2 separate regions of the Homo sapiens genome follow, and region 1 is linked to region 2. Evidence: chromatin loops called from intact Hi-C (ENCODE). Cell type or tissue: heart left ventricle. All regions are shown on one strand. Each heading gives the region's core, and the rest is flanking DNA. Links, peaks and the distances in the headings are about the cores only. Region 1 has its middle 6.0 kb from the start of GDPD5. Region 2 overlaps ARRB1 (arrestin beta 1).

The links. Hi-C counts contacts between places; a loop is a spot of excess contacts. Peaks named below come from ENCODE experiments on the same cell type or tissue, not always from the same donor. Only the 100,000 strongest peaks of a DNase experiment are listed, where the experiment ranks them.
Region 1: a loop joins it to region 2, with 4 times the contacts of the local background. A loop is called at or near these places in 60 of 110 quality-filtered maps.

The regions. Positions count from the first base shown.
Region 1 is chr11:75,526,770-75,537,032 of GRCh38, reverse strand. No RefSeq gene overlaps it. Among named protein-coding and RNA genes, the nearest start is that of GDPD5, 6.0 kb to the right of the region's middle. RefSeq lists silencers at 1-51, 4,532-4,611, a cis regulatory region at 1,623-2,809 and an enhancer at 4,569-5,385. In heart left ventricle, for the core only: a CTCF peak has its summit at 4,475 (motif pointing right); a DNase peak (open chromatin) is centred at 4,512.
Region 2 is chr11:75,276,564-75,286,826 of GRCh38, reverse strand. It overlaps ARRB1 (arrestin beta 1), which reads left to right. Exons shown (of 16, transcript NM_004041.5): 4 at 2,548-2,592; 5 at 3,344-3,540; 6 at 4,806-4,865; 7 at 5,685-5,752; 8 at 8,083-8,218; 9 at 9,379-9,463; 10 at 9,916-9,988. Among named protein-coding and RNA genes, the nearest start is that of TPBGL, 41 kb to the right of the region's middle. RefSeq lists enhancers at 5,991-6,866, 8,449-8,949. In heart left ventricle, for the core only: CTCF peaks have their summits at 6,291 and 6,500 (motif pointing left); DNase peaks (open chromatin) are centred at 5,886 and 6,436; H3K27ac peaks cover 631 bases.

The DNA.
Region 1 (10,263 bases), core at 3,104-5,603, 250 kb before region 2:
GCAACAGATCCCAGCAGCAACACCCTGGGATCTACTGCTGTGTTCCTGACAAGGCCACTTTCTCCTTGGGCAGCCCTAGCCAATGACTCAGCTCAGTGGGAGAAGGAGGTCTGGCCGTTTCTGCCCAGCAGATGTCTCCTCTGTTTTTTGTTTGTTTGTTTGTTTTTGTTTTGTTTGTTTGTTTTTGAGCCAGAGTATCACTCTGTGGCCCAGGCTGGAGCACAATGGCACAATTTCAGCTCACTGCAACCTCCGCCTCCCAGGCTCAAGCGATCCTTCTGCCTCAGCCTCCCAAGTAGCTGGGACTACAGGTGTGAGCCACCACGCCCAGCCTCTAACAGCTAATTTGTGCTCTGGCCTCCCCACTGGGCTGGCTGAGGCTTTCTCGGAGCTGCAGTGCAGTCTGAGGCTCTTTCTACTTAATCCCTCCTTCCCTTCCACCTTTCCCAGATGGTAGGCCCACCTCATGGTCAGAGGGAGGCTTCCTGGAGGAGGAGACACGGGAGCTGTGCCTTCCAGGTTGACTTGGGTGTAGAGGGCCCAGCATGTGCTGCTGAGAGCCAAGAGAGGGGAGCCACTGAGGAGTTTTAATCAAGAGAATGCTGTGCTCAGATCTGAAATAGTGGGAAGTGGATAGGAGAGGGCAAGAGAGGAGGCAGGGAGAGCACCGAAGAGGCTGACATGATGGGCACTGGCCTTGGAGGTGATTATGGGAGCCACAGGGTCAAGGAGTGGATGGAAAAATGTTTAGATGTTCAGGAGATAGAAACTCCAGAGTTGGGAGCCTGGACACTCCAGTAGCTAGCTTGCTTTCTCTTTTTTTCTTTTGTTCTCTTCCTCCCCTCCTTCCTTCCTTCCTCCCTCCCTCCCTCCCTCCCTTTCTGTCACTCCATCACACAGGCTGGAGTGCAGTGGTGCAATCTCAGCTCACCTCAACTTCCACCTCCTGGGTTCAAGTGATTCTCATCCCTCAGCCTCCCGAGTGGCTGGAATTACAGGCGCGCGCCACCAGGCCCAGCTAATTTTTGTATTTTTAGTAGAGACGGGGTTTCACCATGTTGGTCAGACTGGTCTTGAACTCTTGACCTCAAGTGATCCGCCCGCCTCGGCCTCCCAAAGTGCTGGGCTTATAGGCGTGAGCCACCATGCCTGGCCTCCAGTAGCTTTAGAATTCCCTTCCCTGCATCTCTGTGACTGACGGGCTATAGGGGGTGATGTCTAGGATGTTGGGATCTGTCACAGAGATGGAGAATACTGAAGGAGCGGCTTTAGGGGGAATCGATGCAGTTTTGGACAGCATAGGAAAACAGCCTGTTGTATAATAAGGGTGACGCTGTGTCCGGAATTGGAGGGTTCTTGGTCTCACTGACTTCAAGAATGAAGCCTCGGACCCTCGCGTTGAGTGTTACAGAAGAGAACCTGGTGTTGGGGGGCAGGGGTGCTGGGGGAAAGAAGAGAACCCGGGAGGAAGCAGTAGATGGCACTTTGAATTTATAAAATTTCATTTGGTAAAGTTAACAAAAATAAAGGGGTCTGTTTTTATTACTGATGTGGCACCCTTCTCTCCCCCACTAAACTGAACACTCCTCAAGGGGAGGGGGCAGGGTCTGATTGCATTTTGCATCTCTAGTGCCAGCCTCAGGTCTGGCATGGACTGGGCCCTCAGCACAGGTTCCTGGAACTGAGTTATTCTAGGAAGCCAGGGTTCCTATCACCACCCCCATGGTACTGGCTGGTTGGGGTATTTCTAATTTTCGGCCCTGAACAGTGCCCATGGGTGCCTCTTAAGCACATGATGAGAGGGGCAGGTGTCTTCTCTCAACTCTCCTCTTCCTTCCCCCTCCCCTGCTGCTCCTGGAGATAAGGAGGCCCCTCTGTTCTGAGAGGGTGTCAGGGCTATGTTTTGAAGGAAACTCTATCAACTTAACTGGTAGCTGTTCCCAACAGTGGAGGGGCTCAAAAAAAAAGAGCGCCAGTAGGGAGGGGACCCACCTGCATGGGTCCTTCAGTGGCCTCACCTTCAGGGGATAAAACCACAGTGTGAAAGTGTAAAAATGTTTAGTACTTACACACCCTGGAGGGCACAACAGAGGTGTCTCTGTCTCTCTCTCACACACGGACACACACACACACACACACACACACACACGTCAGGGAGTGCAGGCAGGAAGAGACAAGACCCATGGGCCACTGCCTATATTGGGTCGAGGGTGTCCAGCTTTCCCTCAGGGAGCTTTAATTGGTAGGTTTAAAGCAAGCAGGCACTAGTTCCAGTTGGTCACACTGTGACTGAGAGGTGGTCACTTCCAGTTGACAAGCTCATGTCTGAATGGTCCGTTTAAAGGAGAGAGCGGGAAGGCCAGGAGCCAGCCTGCTAGGTGGGAGAGAAGCCTCTAAGTTTTATCTCCAGCCACCAGCTGGAGCCATTCGGGTGGGGCATAGTATTGGAAACTGTGTCAAGGGTGACTGAGCCCTGCTTCTGGTATGAGAACGTTAAATTAAAACATGAATGCCAAGTACAGACCCTGCTGGGGAAGTCTGCAAGGTCAAAACTCTTTTCATAATGAGACTAAGGCATCATTTGCCTTTTTTGCTGGGTTGACATTTCCCTGACGGTGCAAAAGCCAACGTGGCGGCCTCCAATGCGATGTACAGGAAGTCATCGCATTTTTCACTGCCACGCCCTCATAGGAAAACACTGCCAACATCGACCAGGAAAGTCTTTGATGCAGCAATAAAAATGATCCCATTCACAATATACTGGTCCTTGAGTATACATCTTTTTAATATTCTGGGAAGCAACATAGAGCACTTCTGCCATATCCGATGCAGCACAATGGTTGTCTCCAGAAAAGCATTTGCACTTGTTTGAACTGTGAGCTTAACTAGTCACTTTTTTTTTTTCATGGAACACCATTTTGACCTGAAAGAAATACTGACAGATAAATTATGCTTATGCAGACTTGAGTCTCTGGCAGACATTTTCTCAAGAATGAATAAAATGAATCTGTCATTTCACAGCAAACTGACAGTATTTATTGCTAATGATGAAACCCAAGCTCAAGTGAAAATTGGAATTTTAGAAACCTTGTGTTCACCACTGTGACCTTGGCAGCTTCCCAATACTTAAAGACTTCTCTGATGAGATCGGTGTTGATATTAACTAATGTGATTTTTAAAACATAGTATACTAATATTTGTCAATATTTGAAAGACCTGCATAACTTGGTGAACCATTTTTTTCCAAACAGCCAGTGCATTAAGTTATAACATCATGCTTGGGCAAAAGATATATCCAAAATGCGAAAGAGTCTAATGTATTTTAATGTAATTGAACATAAAAATTTCATTGATAGGATTTCAGATTTTTTTTTTTTTTTTTGAGACTGAGTGCAGTGGCAGAATCTTGGCTCACTGCAACCTCCGCCTCCCGGGTTCAAGAGATTCTCCTGCCTCAGCCTCCCGAGCAGCTGGGACTACAGGCAGGCGCCACCATGCCCAGCTAATTTTTGTATTTTTAGTAGAGACGGGGTTTCACCATATTGGCCAAGCTGGTCTCGAACTCCTGACCTCGTGATCCACCCACCTCAGCCTCCCAAAGTGCTGGGATTACAGGCATGAGCCACTGCGCCCGGCTAGATTTCAGATTCTAATCACAACTAACCTTCAAAAAAAAAAAACAGCACTTGTCAAGTTTTGGCTAGTATCAAAAAAGAATAGCCAGGCTCAGTAGTTCACACCTGTAATCCCAGCACTTAGGGAAGCTGAGGCAGGAGGATTGCTTGAGGCCAGGAAAAGACCAGCCTGGGCAACATAGTGAGACCCCATCTGTACCAAAAAAAAGAAAAATGAGCTGAGTGTGGTGGTGAGTACCTGTAGTCCTTGCTACTTGGGAGGCTGAGGTGAAAGGATCACTTGAGCCCAAGAGTTTGAGGTTACAGTGAGCTATGATCATGCCACTGCACTCCAGCCTGGCCAACAGAGCAAGATCCTGCCTCTAAAAAATAAAAAAAAGAATAGCCACAATTATTTGAAAGGGCTGTTAACATATCCCTTTTACAACTATGTATTTGCGTAAGCCTGTATTTTCTTCATAAACTTCACTTAAAACAACATATTGCATCAGATTAAATGCAGAAGTGTGTTTGAAAATCCAGCTGTCTTCTATCAAGACATTAAAGAAATTTGTAAACATATAAAATAATGCCACTTTTCTCATTAATTTTTTATTTTGGGAAATATTTTTTCTAAAAATATGTTGTTACACTACATTTATTATTTTAATCATATAATATGAATATTTTAAAAACATATCAATTTAAATTTATATTACTGTAAATACCAATAGACATAAAACGTATAAACAGATGTTCTTTGGGGTCCTCAATAATTTTTAGGCAAGAAAAGGGGTCCCGAAACCATTAAGTTCCAGAACCAGCCCTTTAATGTTGTACCAACCAGTCTCAGACAGCAGGGGGCAGCAGAGGCAGCCAAATGAAGGCATTCCCTCTGCATTTCTACAGTTAAAGGTATTGAGTGCCTACTGGGTGTGGCCACACCCTGTGCTGCGACACAGAAATCAATCTGGCAAGTTCATGGTGGGGGTTGGAGGGAAGCAGTCCCCGGCAACTGACAATGGTGGGGACAAAGCAGATAGTTCTTCTAGTGAGCATCCAAAGGCTCTGGGGAAGGGTCAGCATGGCATTATGGTGACCTCGGTTATTCCCACTGGCTGGCGACAAGACCTGGTGGGAGAGGAAGCTTCCAGGATCTGGGGTCAGAAAGGAATGTGAAGCTCCCCAGCCTTGCAAGACTGGAGCCTGAACAGTGATCCAGGAGAATGAGAAAGGGGGTCAGGTATCTTTTTTTTTTTGAGACAGGGTCTCCCAGGGTGGAGTGAAGTGGCACGATCTCAGCTCTCTGCAGCCTCCACCTCATGCCTCATGCTTCCCAAGTAGCTGGGACTACAGGCATGCACCACCACACGTGGCTAATTTTTGTATTTTTAGTAGAGATGGGGTTTCACTATGTTGGCCAGGCTGGTCTCAAACCCCTGGCCTCAAGTGATCCATCCGCCTTGGCCTCCCAAAGTGCTGGGATTACATGTGTCAGCTACCCCACCCAGCCATGATATCATTTTTTATTAACTTGACACAGACATTTCCCAAAGCCCCCTCTACGAAGTGAGAAGGGGCTGCTTCAGCTCTGTCTCTCCTGTCCCCACTGTGGTCCTCACCCCCAACCCCCAAATACAGCCTCTCCTCAGTCCCAGGTCAGCTTCCTGCCCCTCCCTTATTCACAGAGCTTTAACTGAAGCCCTCCTCCAGGAACCAACACCAAAACCAAAACCCTCCTCTGCCTCTGCCTTCCCCGCCAGCTGCCATCCAACCATGTTGCCCTGCCAGCTGCCCTGAAAGGGGCTGTCCACCATGTCACCAAGTGAGCCCCTGCTCCTGCCTCCCACCCTATGCACATCACCCTTCCCAAGTCACCCACAGTCCCAATGGCCCACCCCAGGGGACACCTCCATCCTGGCCCTCCCGGCCCTGGCTAACCTCTCCCTGCACACTCTCCTCTCACTGTCTGCTCCCCTCTGTCCTCTTCTTCCCCTCAGAGGGCTCCTCCTCAGGCCCCTGCCCCTGCCCATCCCCTCCCTGTTGGTTTTCATCCGTGGTGAGCCACGCTTCCCTCCCAGGGGCTACTCAGCCTCTCCTCCCAAAGGCTGTCCATTCCCAAGAGGTGGACTCAAGCCCGGCCCCGCCCCCCAGAGCTCTACCGAGGAATATCCCATGTATCTCCCAATGGTCCCTCAAACTCACTGTGTCCCCAAGCCACATCATCACCTTTCCCCATACCTGCATCTCCAGGCTCCCCACCCCAGGAAATGGCACCACCAGCTGGGCCCTGGGAGTCACCCAGGCATTTCTAGCTCACTCTTGCCCTACGTGGACACAAATCAGTAGCTCGAGCCTCTTTCCCTGTAGATGTTCTGGGATGCCTCCCACCCACTTGGGCCACAGCCGGGGCCCAGGCTCAGACCCGCGCCTCTCCTTGTCACCTTGACTCTTAACACAGGCCCCAGTCTGTCTACCTCAGTGATCTCTGAGAAGCACATATGACCTTGTTGTCCCTGTGAAACCCTCCCATGGCTCCCCTCCACCCTCAGCACAGAGGCCAACTCTTGACTAAGACCTTGTGTGGCACGTCCCTCTGCCTGGCTCTCCAGCCACAGTCTCTCTTGACCTTTCGGCCTTGGTACTACAGAATTGATTTTGGTCTCCCAGATATACACCATGTACCTCAGGCCTCACTGACTGAACATTTGATCTTTTCATCCTTACCACCTTTGAAGTAGCCACTATTTTCTTTTTCTTTTTTTTCCCAACTGAGCTAACCGGCCTGAAGGAGCTACTATTTTCATCTCCCTTTTACCCACAGGAATCTCAGGCACAGAGAGGGAAGGTGACTGGGCCAGGATGTGCACCTGGCTCCCAAGCCCACAGCATCACAGCCCACAGTGCCCTACATCCAACCAGCTCTCCAGGCCAGGCAAGTGCCTCCAGCCCCTCTCCACTCCCCATTCCACATACACACTCTTACCAAATCCACCATGCGTTAAGCCAGGCTACAGCTCAGATGCTCACCCTGCACATGTGTCCCGGATCCCCTCGGGACCCCTACTTGACCTCCTTTGGCAATAAACTGGAACATAAAGTTTCCCCCAGGTGTACTGGGGTAGGTGTGGCCCCAGCTCCTACAGCCCTGTTATACATCAGCTGAGGTTAGTTGAGGCCACAGGGCCACTGAGGGCAGTGGAAGACCAGAGAGCAGGAGGGGCAGGCAGGTGGGGGTCCCAGGGATGCCCTCTGGATGTGCGTGAGTGGGCAGAGCAGGCTGGGTCCAAGCCAAGCTTCCCACTCCCCTTCACACTCCCTCCTTGCTAATGCTCCAATGTCCTCCAGATAAATTCCAAACATGAACCCCACCTATCATGGCCTCTCCGGCTCCCCCTCATTTACCTAACACTCACTAGGAACTTACGTGTGTCATCAACACTACCCTAGGTGCCTTACAAAAATTAACTCACTTAATCCTTATAAATATCCTACAAAGTAAGTACTGGGATTATCCCCACTCTACAGATAAGGAAACTGAGGCACTGAGTAACAACAGAGCTAGCACTTGGTAGTGTCAGGATTCGAACCTAGGCCATGTGGCTCCAGAGTCTGTGCTCTAACTGCTCTGTTGTGCAACCCACTTCTCCCTCCGTCATTTCTGTTGCCCTAAATACACTAACTTCTCACCCTCCACCTGCCCATTCCCACTTTCATGCCTTTGCGCTCAATGTTCCGTCTGCCCAGAAGACGCTTCCCTCCTTATCTTGATAAGTTCTGCTTCTTAAATACCCAAGTGTCACCCTCCCTGTGAAGCTGCCCTTGACCCAGCTTGCCCTCCTCCAGCTGAATCAGGCAGCCTCCTCTGTTCAGAAAGCACTTGGTACACATTTCCATGCAGACAGCTCTGGGACTGGGGGCTCCTCGATGATGAGGGCAGGTTCTCATCTGATTGTCCCATCCCTGGATACCCAATGTTTGGTATAGGACTTGGTCCAACTCAGGAAACATTGGTGAATGAGGGACTCGGGCAGCGAGAAATCAGACTCCACCCCTTGCCCTCCAAAAGCTCATAATCTGGTGGGAAAATTGACCCATCAACAGCAGCCCAGATCCAAAGGCATCAGAAGAGGCAAAGGGCCTTCGGTGCCACAGGCTCCAAAGGAAGAGGCTGTGCTTGTCACTGGGAGAAGTGGGCAGGGTTCTCAGAGGCATCAGCTTGTGAGAAGGGCCTTGAAGGATGGAGAAAATCCACTAGGCAAGCGGGACACATGCAGGCAGGAGGGACAGGGAAAGGACTCCAGGCTGGCAGGGACGGAGGCAGAGGGGTAGGAAGGCATGAAGCATTTTGAGGGCTCAATGAGCTCAGTGGAGCCCAATCACCCCACCAGACAGGGAGCTGCAGGAGGGCAGAGCGTCCCTGCCAACGCCTCACACAGGACCTGCATATATGGACGCAGTGGAAGGATTTGTTGGAAGTAGATCTCCAGGGGTGTGGAGCCTCATACAATTCAGTGGCCCTGTTTAAGAAAAACTGCAAAATACTAATATAAATGTAGACGTGAAAGTGAATGTCTATCTGCCATAAGAATGGGAGGAGCTGCGTTTAACAGCCCTGGGGCCCGAAGCTGAAGCTGCTGCCTCCGGTGAGAAGAATGTAAGGAAGGTAGAAGGTTCTTGGGAGAAGTAGGGCATCAGGCAGAAAAGGCTAATGTTTCCGTGTAGCCTCACCCTCGACCACCGCCCAGACCAGCCACCATGACCACCTCTGTCATGCTTCATGGAACTCCTTGGCCACCAAAAGGCCAGATTCCCCAGCTCACAAGACTCCCTCCCCTTTGGAAGAGTGGCCAGAGGGCAAATGTGGGTGTCTTGAGACCTGTTTGCTAGTCACCTCCTGACGACCTTGGGCATGCCTCCCCCTCACACACCCCCAGCGCCTCAGGGGTCATGGAGGGTCTGTTCTGAAAATCTCCTTTTATTCTGACATCCTGCTCATCTGACCCAGCTAAGGAGGCTCTCGCAGCAGGGGCAGCCAGAGAACTCTCTGAGAGCCTCATTCATCTCCCAGTGCCGAGATCTCACAAGGGCAGGCCATGTACCAGGCTGGATGGTGGCGGGTGGGAGGGAAACCAGACATGGAAATCAATCATTACAGAACCTTCAAGCTGAGGGAGCCCAGACCAAAGGCAGGCAGCCTGGGGGAGTTCAGGAAGGCTTCTCGGAGGTGGTGATAAATCTTGGTGGAGATAAATCTTGATAAATCTCATGAGAGATGGGTCATTTATTCAACAATTGTTTACTTGGCACCTACTATGTGCCAGGCTCCGTGCTAGGCTCTGGGGATACAGCAGTGAAGAGAACAGATGAGCATTTGGCCTAGAGGTTCTGCCCTTCAGCCCAGCAGAGAAATGAGAATTAACTCCAGAGAGAAGGGGAACAGCAAAGCAACACATGGAGGAGACAACTGCATGGAGACAGAATGCATCCTGCTTGCTGATGGAGCTGAGAGAAGTTGGCGCAAGTAGAGAGGGAAGTAAGCAATGGGGAGATGAGGCTGGTGGAGTCAGCAGGCAGAGAGCAATAACAAAGGGGCTGGAACGCCAGGCTAGGGATGTAGGGCTTGGTCATGCTGGCAACCGGGAGCCAGAGAGGGCTCTGGACAGAGGGAAGGGCCACAAGGTTTCTTAGCGTCAAGTTCAACAAGTAAAGGCAAAACTGCCTTCTCCCAGCCCTCAGGCTCCAGAGACCAGTCCCAACTTCCTGGGCCCAACTTGCCTACTCCCAACCCCTGGGCCTGAAGAAGACAGGGCACCCTCAAGTCCGCAGCCTGAACTTCAGCCTCCAGCTCACCCTCTTCTTTGTTCTTCCAACCAGTCTCTCAGCCATAGTCTGATGCCATTTCTTTTGCAGGGAATGCCCATGCTTCACCCTCTGAAGCCTGCTGCCTGCCCAGTCCCTCACCTGGTTCCCTGCCAAGTAGCACCTTTATTCTTCTTTTATAGATGAGGAAACAGAGGCTCAGAGAGGGAGAGTAACCTGTTAAAGCCACACAGCTTTACCCTAGAATTTGATAATGATGGGTGGATAGAACTCTGTGCCAGCTGTGTGGTCTCGGGAACGTCACTTAGCCTCTCTGTGCTGAGTCCTCATCTGTGAAATGGGGTACCTATCACAACATAAGGTTGGTGTGAGGTTTACAAAGAGACTGTACTGTGCCACCAACATCCCTTAGCTCCCCAGGCCAGTTAGCGGCTTTCACATGGTCCCTACCCCACTCCCCCGCGGCACACATTCAACTTTCATTCATACATCAGTTCCCTCCAACACCTTCTCTGCGCCTGGTCCTGTGCACACACTGAAGACGGCTCCTTGGCCAAGCACAGGGCTCACACCTATAATCTCAGCACTTTGGGAGGTCGAGGCAGGAGGATCGCCGGAACCCAGGAGATCGAGACCAGCCTGGAAAACATAGGGAGACCCTGTCTCTACAAAAAATTTAAAAATTAGCCAGATGTGGTGGTGCACGCCTGTAGTCACAGCTACTCCGGAGGCACAGGTGGGAGGATCTCTTTAGCCTGGAAGTTCGAGGCTGCAGTGAGCCGTGATAGTGCCACTGCACTCCAGCCTGGGCCACAGAGCGGGACCC
Region 2 (10,263 bases), core at 5,003-7,502:
CTTAGGACTTGTGAAATGGGGGCTGTCCTCATGTACATGGGGTTCCTGCTAGAAGCTGGGCTGTGGCTGAAGGCACCTTCCAAGTTCTTGTTCAAGTTCAGGGTTTTGCAATTTCTGCATGCTTGACATTTTGGATTGGATAGTTCTTTGTTAGTGTGGCCTGTCCTGTGTGTTATAGGCTGGATAGCCACATCCCTGGTCTCTACTCATTCGATGCCCAGAGTACCTCACGCTCCAGTTAGGCCAACTAAAAATGTCTTTAGGCCAAGTGCGGTGGCTCACGCCTGTAATCCCAGCACTTTGGGAGGTGGATCACCCAAGGTCAGGAGTTTGAGACCAGCCTGGCCCACATGGTGAAATATCATCTCTACTAAAAAATACAGAAAAAAAAAATAGCCGAGCATGGTGGCATGCACCTGTATTCCCTGCTACTGGGGTGGGTGAGGCATGAGAATCGCTTGAACCCAGGAGGCAGAGTTGCAGTTAGCGAGATCATGCCACCGCACTCCAGCCTGGGTGACAGAGCAAGACTCTGGCTCAGAAAAAAAAAAAAAAAAAAAAAAAAAAAAAAGATGAGCAAATCAAAGTGAGGCCTAGTATGGCCTTTCCCATCATGTCCCTGTGGGCTGTCCTGGGTCCAGGGCAGGAGTGATTTGTGTGGTTCCTGAGCCAAGGAAGCGAGCCCGGCTGCAGGCTTCAGCTCACCAGGAGGAAGACCTGGGGACCCTGGGCTCCCAGGGCCAGGGGGCTGTCAGCAGAGCCCTTCATGGCCTAGAGCAGAACACCCCCAATTCTCCCCTCCAGCCCTGCCTGGGATGCTGTTTGGTGTCTTCTGAAGCTCAGTGTCCCTTTGCCATTGGCATCTTCTCCCTGAGGTGGCCTCTCAGAGGCCGGGAGCAGGCATCCTGGTGTTCATCTGTGGCTGCTTCATGTTGTCATTTCCAGTGGGCCCTCTGAGGCCAGGGTTGTCCATGTCCATTGGCCTACTAAGGACAGCAGCAGAGGTGGCCCAGAGACTGGGAGAGGACAGGGGCAGGAAACCAGCCCCCAACACACGCAGGCACCCTGAGAGCTGTTCAGCAGGTGTTCACAGAGCACCCCCTTTGTGCCAGGCCCCTTGTGAGCCCTGGTATCCCCGAGAACTCTGGGGCACTGTGCAGAGCTGATCAGGGACTCACTGTGAGAGATTCTTCTCCCATAGTGACGCTGCCATTTGGCTTGATCTGATCACACCCTCCCTATGCTTACCGGTTCCCCACCAAACCTGCACACAAGTCCAAGCCCACTGGCCTGCCCAACAGGACATTGATGATCCATCCTGGCCCTCCTCTTCCACCAGCAGTGAAGTGACAATGGGTTAGAGGGTAGGGGGAGAGAGAGAGGAAAGAAAGGTTTGGCCAAAGATAGACAGGGGATGTCAGCCAAGGGGGTGACCCTGAGCCAGTGTTTCTGGCCTCCTGGGGTGCTGAGCAGAGATGTCCTTTGTGTCCAGCTGGACTCTGCCCCCAAGGGCAGGCCTCAGGGCACTGAGGCGCCTTCCACAATCTGCAGAGTGCTCTCGAGTGCTTGGCACTGTCTAAGCGCTGTACACATATGCACATTCACACATGTACCCATTCAGTCGTCACGGGAGCCCCATGAGGGAGGCACTGCAGATCACAACCCCCAATCCACATGTGCCAAGCCCAAGCTCTGAAAACCTAACATTGCTTCCAAGTTTAATGCAGAATTCATTTATTGGCAAACCTGACCCAAACTGATGCGAGGCTATTTATGCCTTATTTAGCCTCTTGGTGAGAATATTTGTGTTTTCCTACAGAGGTATTAATGGCTTTAATAATAAGGTACAGATCTTGCAGAGGTCATTACAGAATATATGGAACATGTACCATTTTGCCTATTTTATTTTATTTTATTTTATTTTGAGACAGAGTCTCGCTCTGTTGCCCAGGCTGGAGTGCAGTGGGATGATCTCAGCTCACTGCAGCCTCTGCCTCCCAGGTTCAGGTGATTCTCTTGCTTCAGTCTCCCGAGTAGCTGGAACTACAGGGGCCCGCCACCATGCCCAGCTATTTTTGTATTTATAGTAGAGTTGATGTTTCACCATGTTGGCCAGGCTGGTCTTGAACTCTTGGCCTCAAGTGATCCGCCCACCTCAGCCTCCCAAAGTGTTGGGATTATGTGCATGACCCACCACGCCCGGCCCATTTTGCCTCTCTATACTTCGCAATTTCTAAATTCCAAAGAATACCTGGTTCTAGGAGTTTCGGACCTAGGTTATTATTCTTACTAGCAGATGAAGAAACAGAAATGGTCTCTAACCTGCCTAAAGTCACCAGCTGGGTCTGTTATACTGGCCTGGGATGGGGGAAGGGTGGAGCGTGGTGGAGGTGGGCAGTGCCACCCTCTAGGTGCCCGCCTTTCCATTTTTCTCAGGATGATTTTAGATGAACAGATGGTTGGATCTGGGCTTGGGCTGGTGTTTGGGGCACAGAGGTTTGGGAGACCAGGTTGGGAGAGGCCGCTTACTCTCTGTCCTTTCCCCAGATGGTGTGGTCCTGGTGGATCCTGAGTATCTCAAAGAGCGGAGAGGTAGGCTGTGGCCCCCATCCCCAGCCTGTCAAGGGCCGCCTCCTCTTCCCCCCGGACCTCTAGCATAGGAACTCCCTGCCCATCCCCACTGGTTCCCCTGAAAGCCCCAACAAATACCTCTACAGATGCCGTTGCCTCCTCCAGCCTGGGACGGCCCTGCCCCAAGCTTACTTTGGGAGAAGGTTTCCCCATGCCCTGAGCACTTTCACATCAATATGTCATGACTGTGGCAAGGCTGGGGATGCCAGCAGGGTAGGAGTAGGTTCTTCTTTAACAGAACAGAACATTGATACCGGGGCAGTATCAATGCGCAGGAAGACAAGAGTGCAGACTGAGCTGTGACAAGACGCTTGCCGTCCAGATACCACCCAGCACTTGCCCTGCCCCCACAACTCCCTGCTCCTTCCCCAGGTCCCCTACCCCCACCCCAGGCCTGCCAGACTACTCCAGCCCCCGCCAAGCCTGTCAGACCGTTTCCATACCCCTCCACATATGCCCTGGGGAGAGGTGGGAGGGGGAAGGACAGAGCTGGCTCAGCAGGCAGCCCCCTCCTCCTCCCAGGGGCCAGGCCATGGCATCCTTCCGGTACTCACTACCAGCCCTCCTGGTGGAGACAGTGCAGCCATCCCCACAGAGCTTGGGACAGGCTTGGGGCCTCCAGTGGGGCCCGTCCCAGGGCTGCTGCCGGCACTCTGGGGGGCTCGCTTGCTGCTCTCCCAGGCCCCTCCTCAGTGCTCCTCGCTCCCCACAGTCTATGTGACGCTGACCTGCGCCTTCCGCTATGGCCGGGAGGACCTGGATGTCCTGGGCCTGACCTTTCGCAAGGACCTGTTTGTGGCCAACGTACAGTCGTTCCCACCGGCCCCCGAGGACAAGAAGCCCCTGACGCGGCTGCAGGAACGCCTCATCAAGAAGCTGGGCGAGCACGCTTACCCTTTCACCTTTGAGGTCAGGAACTGCCATCCCTGGGGCCCCATTCCAGAAATGCCACCTCTAGGAAGCCCTCTGGGGTGGGCATAAGAGGGCGGTGAGGGTCAGCTGCTCCCTGCCACCCAGTTTCCCAGTGTATGCTGGGACCTGGGGCACTGTCACCTGTGTTACCTGGTAAGTGTCTCTTCTCCAGCCCCTGCTGGGGTTTGTCACCTGTACCTTTGGGCTACTCCTCAGACCCTTCTGAGGCCAGGTCATTGGTGGGAGAAAGGGGGTGCTAAGGGGCTTCAGAGAAAGAAAGAGCCCTTTCTGGACCCTGCATCACTGCAAGGGGTTTCCCGCTCAGATCAGCTCCCCACTTGCCCGGCAGCAACCCAGCTCGCAAGAGAGGGATGGCAAGTAGGTGATCTGTCTGCCCCACCACCTTTCAAATCAGAGACTTTAAGATGCTGGATTTCAAAATCTCAAGTTTCTTAGGCTCTCTGATTCTGAGATTCAGTGTGGTCTCTCCCTTTCTTGGAGGCTGAGAGAGTGGAGAGGGTCATGGAGTCACCTTTTCTACGTAGACATGTTAGCTCCCTATGGCTGCTGAAACAGATTGCCACAAACTCGGCAGCAATTAAAACAACACAGATGTATGAGCTTACAGCTCTGGAGGTCAGAAGTCCCAAAACAGGTCTCAGTGGGCTACCATGGAGGCGTGGCAGGGCTGGCTCCTCTGGAGGCCCTCGGGGAGCGTCCACCTTTTCCAGCATTGCTTTCCTTGGCTCACAGTGCCTTCCTCCATTGTCAAAGCCAGCAGTGGCCGTTGAGTCTTTTGTACATCCCATCACTGTGGCTCAGACATTTCTGCCCCCTGCTTCCACTTCTAAGGACTCTTGTGATTATACTAGGCCCACCAAAATCATCCAGGATACGGTCCCCATCTCAAGGCCTTAATTGGATCTGCAAAGTCACTTTTGTCATTAAGGTCCCAGGTTTGGGCGATTAGGGTGTGGACATCTTTGGGGAACATTATTCTGCCAACCACAGTAGACATCATAGAAAGATCTATTTAAACCATTGCTGCGAGGACTGGGCTGGGCCAAACCCTTTAGATAAAGAAAGCTCTTTATCTAAAGAGTTTTAGATGGGGCATGGCTTGGCATGGTCTGATGGGATAGACATGGCCTGTCCCCTGGGGCCCTTGGTCTGATGGGTGTATGGGAGTGTCTGGGCTGCAATACATGAGACAGGACAGTGGTGGATGTGACAGGTGGCTCGTTCTGTCCTCTTCTTGACAGATCCCTCCAAACCTTCCATGTTCTGTGACACTGCAGCCGGGGCCCGAAGACACGGGGAAGGTAGGTCACCCCAAGGGGACCATCTCTCTGGCTCCAGGAGTCTCATGTCCCCAGGTCCCTGGCTTTCTCCCTGGGAGGTGCTGGACACACAGGACCACTCTCCCTGTTGAACAGTCTTTGTGTCTAGGCTAAGCTGGTCCCACCTTGGACAACCAGTCTCTCTTCAGACAGGGCAGCAGGTACGGGGTCAGCCTCACTCTCCCATTCAGTGATGGGTCTGGAGGCTCTCCTGGGTGGCGTTGGCTGCAACAGGACCAAAGTGTTCTGAGGACCTACACCTGGCCTCATGTAACCCCTGGCAACCTGGAATCAAAGTGCGATCATCCCCATTTCACAGATGGGGAAACTGAGGGTTGGAGAGAAGTGACACCACTAGCTCCAGAGCTTTGAGCCCAGCTTCCTCATCTGCAAGATGGAGATAACAGCACGTGCCTCCTTGTCTTGTTAGAGGAATACCGGATAAGCCACCCAGGGCCGGGTGTGCACACAGTAGTAGGCGCCCCCAGTCTGCTCAGGTGCCTGTTGCTATTTCTGGGCAGCTGCCTGGATGAGGACGGCCACCCAGACTGAGGCAGGAATCCAAAGAGCAGAGCCCCGTTTGGGTGGTTCGAGATGTCCCATGTCAGATGGAGGAGGCAGCACAGCATTGGGGCTGAGCACAAGGGCGTTCCCCCGCTTCTTCCAGACCAAGGAAGGCTGGGCTGTGGGAGCTTGGTGTTCCTGTCCAGTGTCCTCGTTTGTAAAATGAGAGGTGGGCTGGCTGTGTACTGGGGACCCTGCTTCTCCAAGGCCCTGTGGTCAGTGACCCCTTCCCCACAGGCTTGCGGTGTGGACTATGAAGTCAAAGCCTTCTGCGCGGAGAATTTGGAGGAGAAGATCCACAAGCGGTGAGTAGGATGCCAGGGTGTGGGCCGCCTGCTGGGTGAGGGAGGGAGACAGGATGGGCAAAGTCCAAGAGGAGATAAGTAACAATACCTGGAAGTGTGTGAGGAGGGGCGCACATTCCAGCCTTGGAAGGGCACTCTGGAAGCTGGGAGGTCACGGAGGGCTTCCTTGGGGAGGTGGCTTCGACTGCCTGGGTTCAGGCTGCAGCATCTTCTCCTTTGCACCATTGTGGCAGCTTCCTCCCTCATCTCCCTGCCTCTCATTTCATCCCCTCCAGACTGCATGTCTTTTTAATTTGTTTTGGAAAAACCCTAAATTCAGATTGTGTTAAACAGTGAGCAGGCTGTTTCCTGACCATTCTCATTTTCCAGTTTTCCTCCTGGGAGGCGTTCAGCAGGAGTGGAGTGTGTGTCAATGGCAGCTTCTAAGTGAGGAGGAAGTGGAGATAGTGAACCCATCCAGGGGAGAGTGACAGGGAGGTCGGCCCACATCTAAGAGATGGGAAGCGTTCTCTGGAGAAGAACAGCCCGGGCAGACAGAGAGCCCAGGCTGGCAGCCAGAAACAGCTGGCCCGGATGTCTCATGCCTGCCCCTCCTGGGTCGGGCTGTGCTCTGTCTGCCTCCTGGAATAGCTGGTGGGCCCTCGACGCTGATGTGCCTGCATCCAGAGGCACTGGTCCCAGAGGAGGTTGGCTGAGGGCACAGCAGCCTTTTTAGGGCGTGGGCTGAGTTTGCCACCTGGTGGCTATAGGGTGTATTGCATGCATTTGCATCTGCAGCCCTGGCAGCTGTGTGTGAGGAGATGGGACTTTTCTCCCTTGCTTCTCTGTCTCCCTTTTCCTCTTAAGACCTGAGACCAGGGAAGAGGAAGGGTGCTGTGGGATGTGGGAGGAGGCTTGGTAAGCACAAGAAAGAGGAGGTGACATCGAGAGCCACCCCTCTCACCCTACCACCAATGGGACATTTAAAATCCACACCAAGGAGTTACTAATAATAATGATATAGAAGCTATCATTTATCAAGGGCTGATTAGGTGCCAGACACCATTTACAGTGCTGGGCTGTATGAACTAATTTAATCCTCACAGCAGCTCTAAGAAGTACGTCCTTGCTGGGCGTGGTGGCTCACACCTGTAATCCCAGAGCTCTGGAAGGCCGAAGGCAGGCATATTACTTGAGGCCAGGAGTTCCAGACCAGCCTGGCCAACATGGTGAAACCCCATCTCTATTGAAAATACAAAAATTAGGCAGGTGTGGTGGCATATGCCTGTAACCCCAGCTACTCAGAAGGCCGAGGCAGGAGAATTGCTTGAAGCTGGGAGGCAGAGGTTGTAGTGAGCTGAGATTGCGCCACTGCACTCCAGCCTGGGCAACAGAGTGAGACTCCATCTCAAAATAAATAAATTAATAAAAATTTAAAAAGGAGAAAAAGAGGTAGGTCCTTCTGTCATCACCCTTTACAGATTAGGGAACAGAGGCAGAGAGAGGTTAATGTACCCAGGGCCACATAGTTAGTAAGAGGAGAGCTGGGAGTTTGACCCTGGCTCCCTGGTTACAGGCAATGGAGGCAGCTTATCTGAGCAACGGAGATGCCGGCATTCCCAGCATGCCACAGAGACGGCCTCACCAAGTCCCCCTCCCTCACCAGATCCTCATTTGCTCCCTGATCCCCTGTAATCTTCATGGAGCCAGTCTCATCCATGGGCCTTCTCCCCTCCCTGGGCTTGTCCCCTTCACTGGCTTGCATCCCCCTGACTGAATCCACGCCTCCTCCCTGAACCCCAACGCCTCCCCAAGCCCCATTTCTTCTTGAGACCGCTGTCCCCTCTGCATAGTTTTACATAATAGATATCTGGCAGTTGTTTATTATATGGCAGGCACAGTCATAGGTGCTGAGAGTACAGCTGTGAACACCTTAGACACAAATTTCTGTCCTTAAAGAACTTACACAAATAGTGTCCTATGTCACCAAAATAGATGACAGAGGGACACTATTTGTGTATGGTGACATAGGGAGTCAGGAAGTGACAATGTTACCTATTTGGTGACATAGGGAAGCAGGAGGTGAAAAATGTAGTCCCTGTTTCAGCATCCTGCTGGGTACCAGGACCAAATGAAGTGCAGCCACAGGGCACTTCTGGGACAGAACAGGGGAGGATGGAATGGAGCCAGATGGTGACAGACCCCTATGCTGATCTCTGCAGTTTGGCTGGATTCTAAGGTGATGGAGAGCCATGCCAGTCTCTTGAGCAGGAGAATGATGTGAGGCTCGCAAGGAGAGGGGATGAAGGCAGGTGACCCTGGTCCTCTTTCACTCCGCCCATCTCCATTAGGAATTCTGTGCGTCTGGTCATCCGGAAGGTTCAGTATGCCCCAGAGAGGCCTGGCCCCCAGCCCACAGCCGAGACCACCAGGCAGTTCCTCATGTCGGACAAGCCCTTGCACCTAGAAGCCTCTCTGGATAAGGAGGTAGGAGGCTCGGACTTGGCAGGGGGTGGGGGCTGCTCCACCAGGGCCTGGGCCTCAGATCCCAGCTCTCTCCTGGCCTGCAAGGATGCCTCAGGTAGGAGCTTCTATCCCCAGCCCAAGGACCACAGGGGTCAGGGAATCTGAGACCTCTCATGGGGGATTTGGAGAAGCCTCTTGGGCCTAAAGGAGTGGCAAAGGGGGCATGAACTTGAGAGATGTGATGGACTTCCGAAGTGAGGAGCAGACCTTCCTGAAGGTCCTGGACATCTCCCCCACACCTCCACCAGCTGCCTGCCTCAGGCCGAGTGCTGAAGGTCAACCAGCATTGCAGAGGGGGCACGGTGGGGGGCCGTGACCTTCCTGCCAAACACTGAGCGTCAGGGCGACAAGCCCTGCAGAAGGAAGGGCCTCCCCTCAAACTCTGAATCAAACCCAGCTGACTGCTGTGAGCTTAGGCTGGCCCCTCCTCAAGGTGTGGGCACCCCCTCTCTCTCGGGGCATGGCTGAAGGGAAGTGCCTTGGGGCAAGATGCAAGTTGAGGTCTTTTTGTAGGGATTCAGAGCTGGCTCCCTCAGTGAGCTGGTGAGCCCATCCTCACCTTTCCCTGCTTCTTCCAGATCCTTCTGTGGACAGAATTTAGAGCTGGCAGGGACTTCAGACATCACCTAGTCCAACCCCTTCGTTGCACAGAGGGAGACCCTGAGGCTTAGATAACCTACCCACGGTCACACTGCTTTCATCATCGTCAATGTTATTGTTGTTATTGTTGTCACAATTACTGCTGGCCAAGCCAGGGCTGGAGCCCAGGACTATCACCTTCCAATTCCGTTATCTTTCAAGGGTCCCACCAGGGAACTGAAGGCTAATGTGCTTGGTGGCTTTCATGCCACCTTAGCAGCAGTGGGAAGTGGCTGATGAACTTGGGGCAAATGTCACAATGCCTTGGGGGATTCGGAGAAGCCTCTTGGGCCTAAAGGAGTGGCAGAGGGGGCATGAACCTGAGGGATGTGATGGACTTCAGATGGGAGCAGCAGACCCTTCTGAAGGTCTGCGCAAGGTCTGGGGAACCCCAGAAGATCGCGTGGGGGCTTTTCTCCCTCCCCTTTCCCTAGAACCTTGCTGTCCTCCCAGCCAACCCCGTCCCTTCTTATGCCCCCCAGATCTATTACCATGGAGAACCCATCAGCGTCAACGTCCACGTCACCAACAACACCAACAAGACGGTGAAGAAGATCAAGATCTCAGGTATCCCAGACAGAGGGTCAGCTTAGGGGACAGCGAGAGGCAATCTTCCCAAGGGCTGGGGGTGGCTGAAGTATCTCCCCTTGTTAACAGCCTTGTATAAAAAATAGCCACTGAAGCCCAGGGCCTGCTCTGAGCCACAGGGCAAAGCTTTTGAGTTGGGTAAGGCAGGCTGCTTATTGGCTAGGTAATGAGTTTGCTCTTTAAGCCACCTCTTCAGTTTCTTGGGTTCTGGACAAAGCTGTCCTTGAGGGGAAGGCTTTGGTTATGGAAGGAAATGGGTGTGTTTGGGGCTACCCTTTGGATGTAAGACAGGGGTGGTCTTATGCAGAAGTCCCCACTGGTGGCCTCTGGCCATTGCCTGGGGCTGAATATCCCCAACCCGGGGACGCCTGTGAGACTCCATGGGAGCTACATTCCCGACTCACTCCACCTTGATTCCTCTCCCTCCCTAGTGCGCCAGTATGCAGACATCTGCCTTTTCAACACAGCTCAGTACAAGTGCCCTGTTGCCATGGAAGAGGCTGAGTAAGTGGGCACAAGTCTGGCCTTGGGCGTATGGGATTGGGTGGGAAAAAGAGAAGCTCTAGGTGTCCTGTTACAGGTCCAGGTGGCTCTTCTCCACCTGGCAGAGGGCTGGGCCTCAGACTTCCTTGCCACTCAGAGTAGATGATCCCGAAGAGCCTTTTAGAAACCATCCACCTGATTTAGCTTCAAGAAAATGCATGCTACAGTCAAGGAAGAGACCCACTAAAACTAGAGTGACAAAACAATAGCTAATGAATGTAAGGGGATTGGGGTTG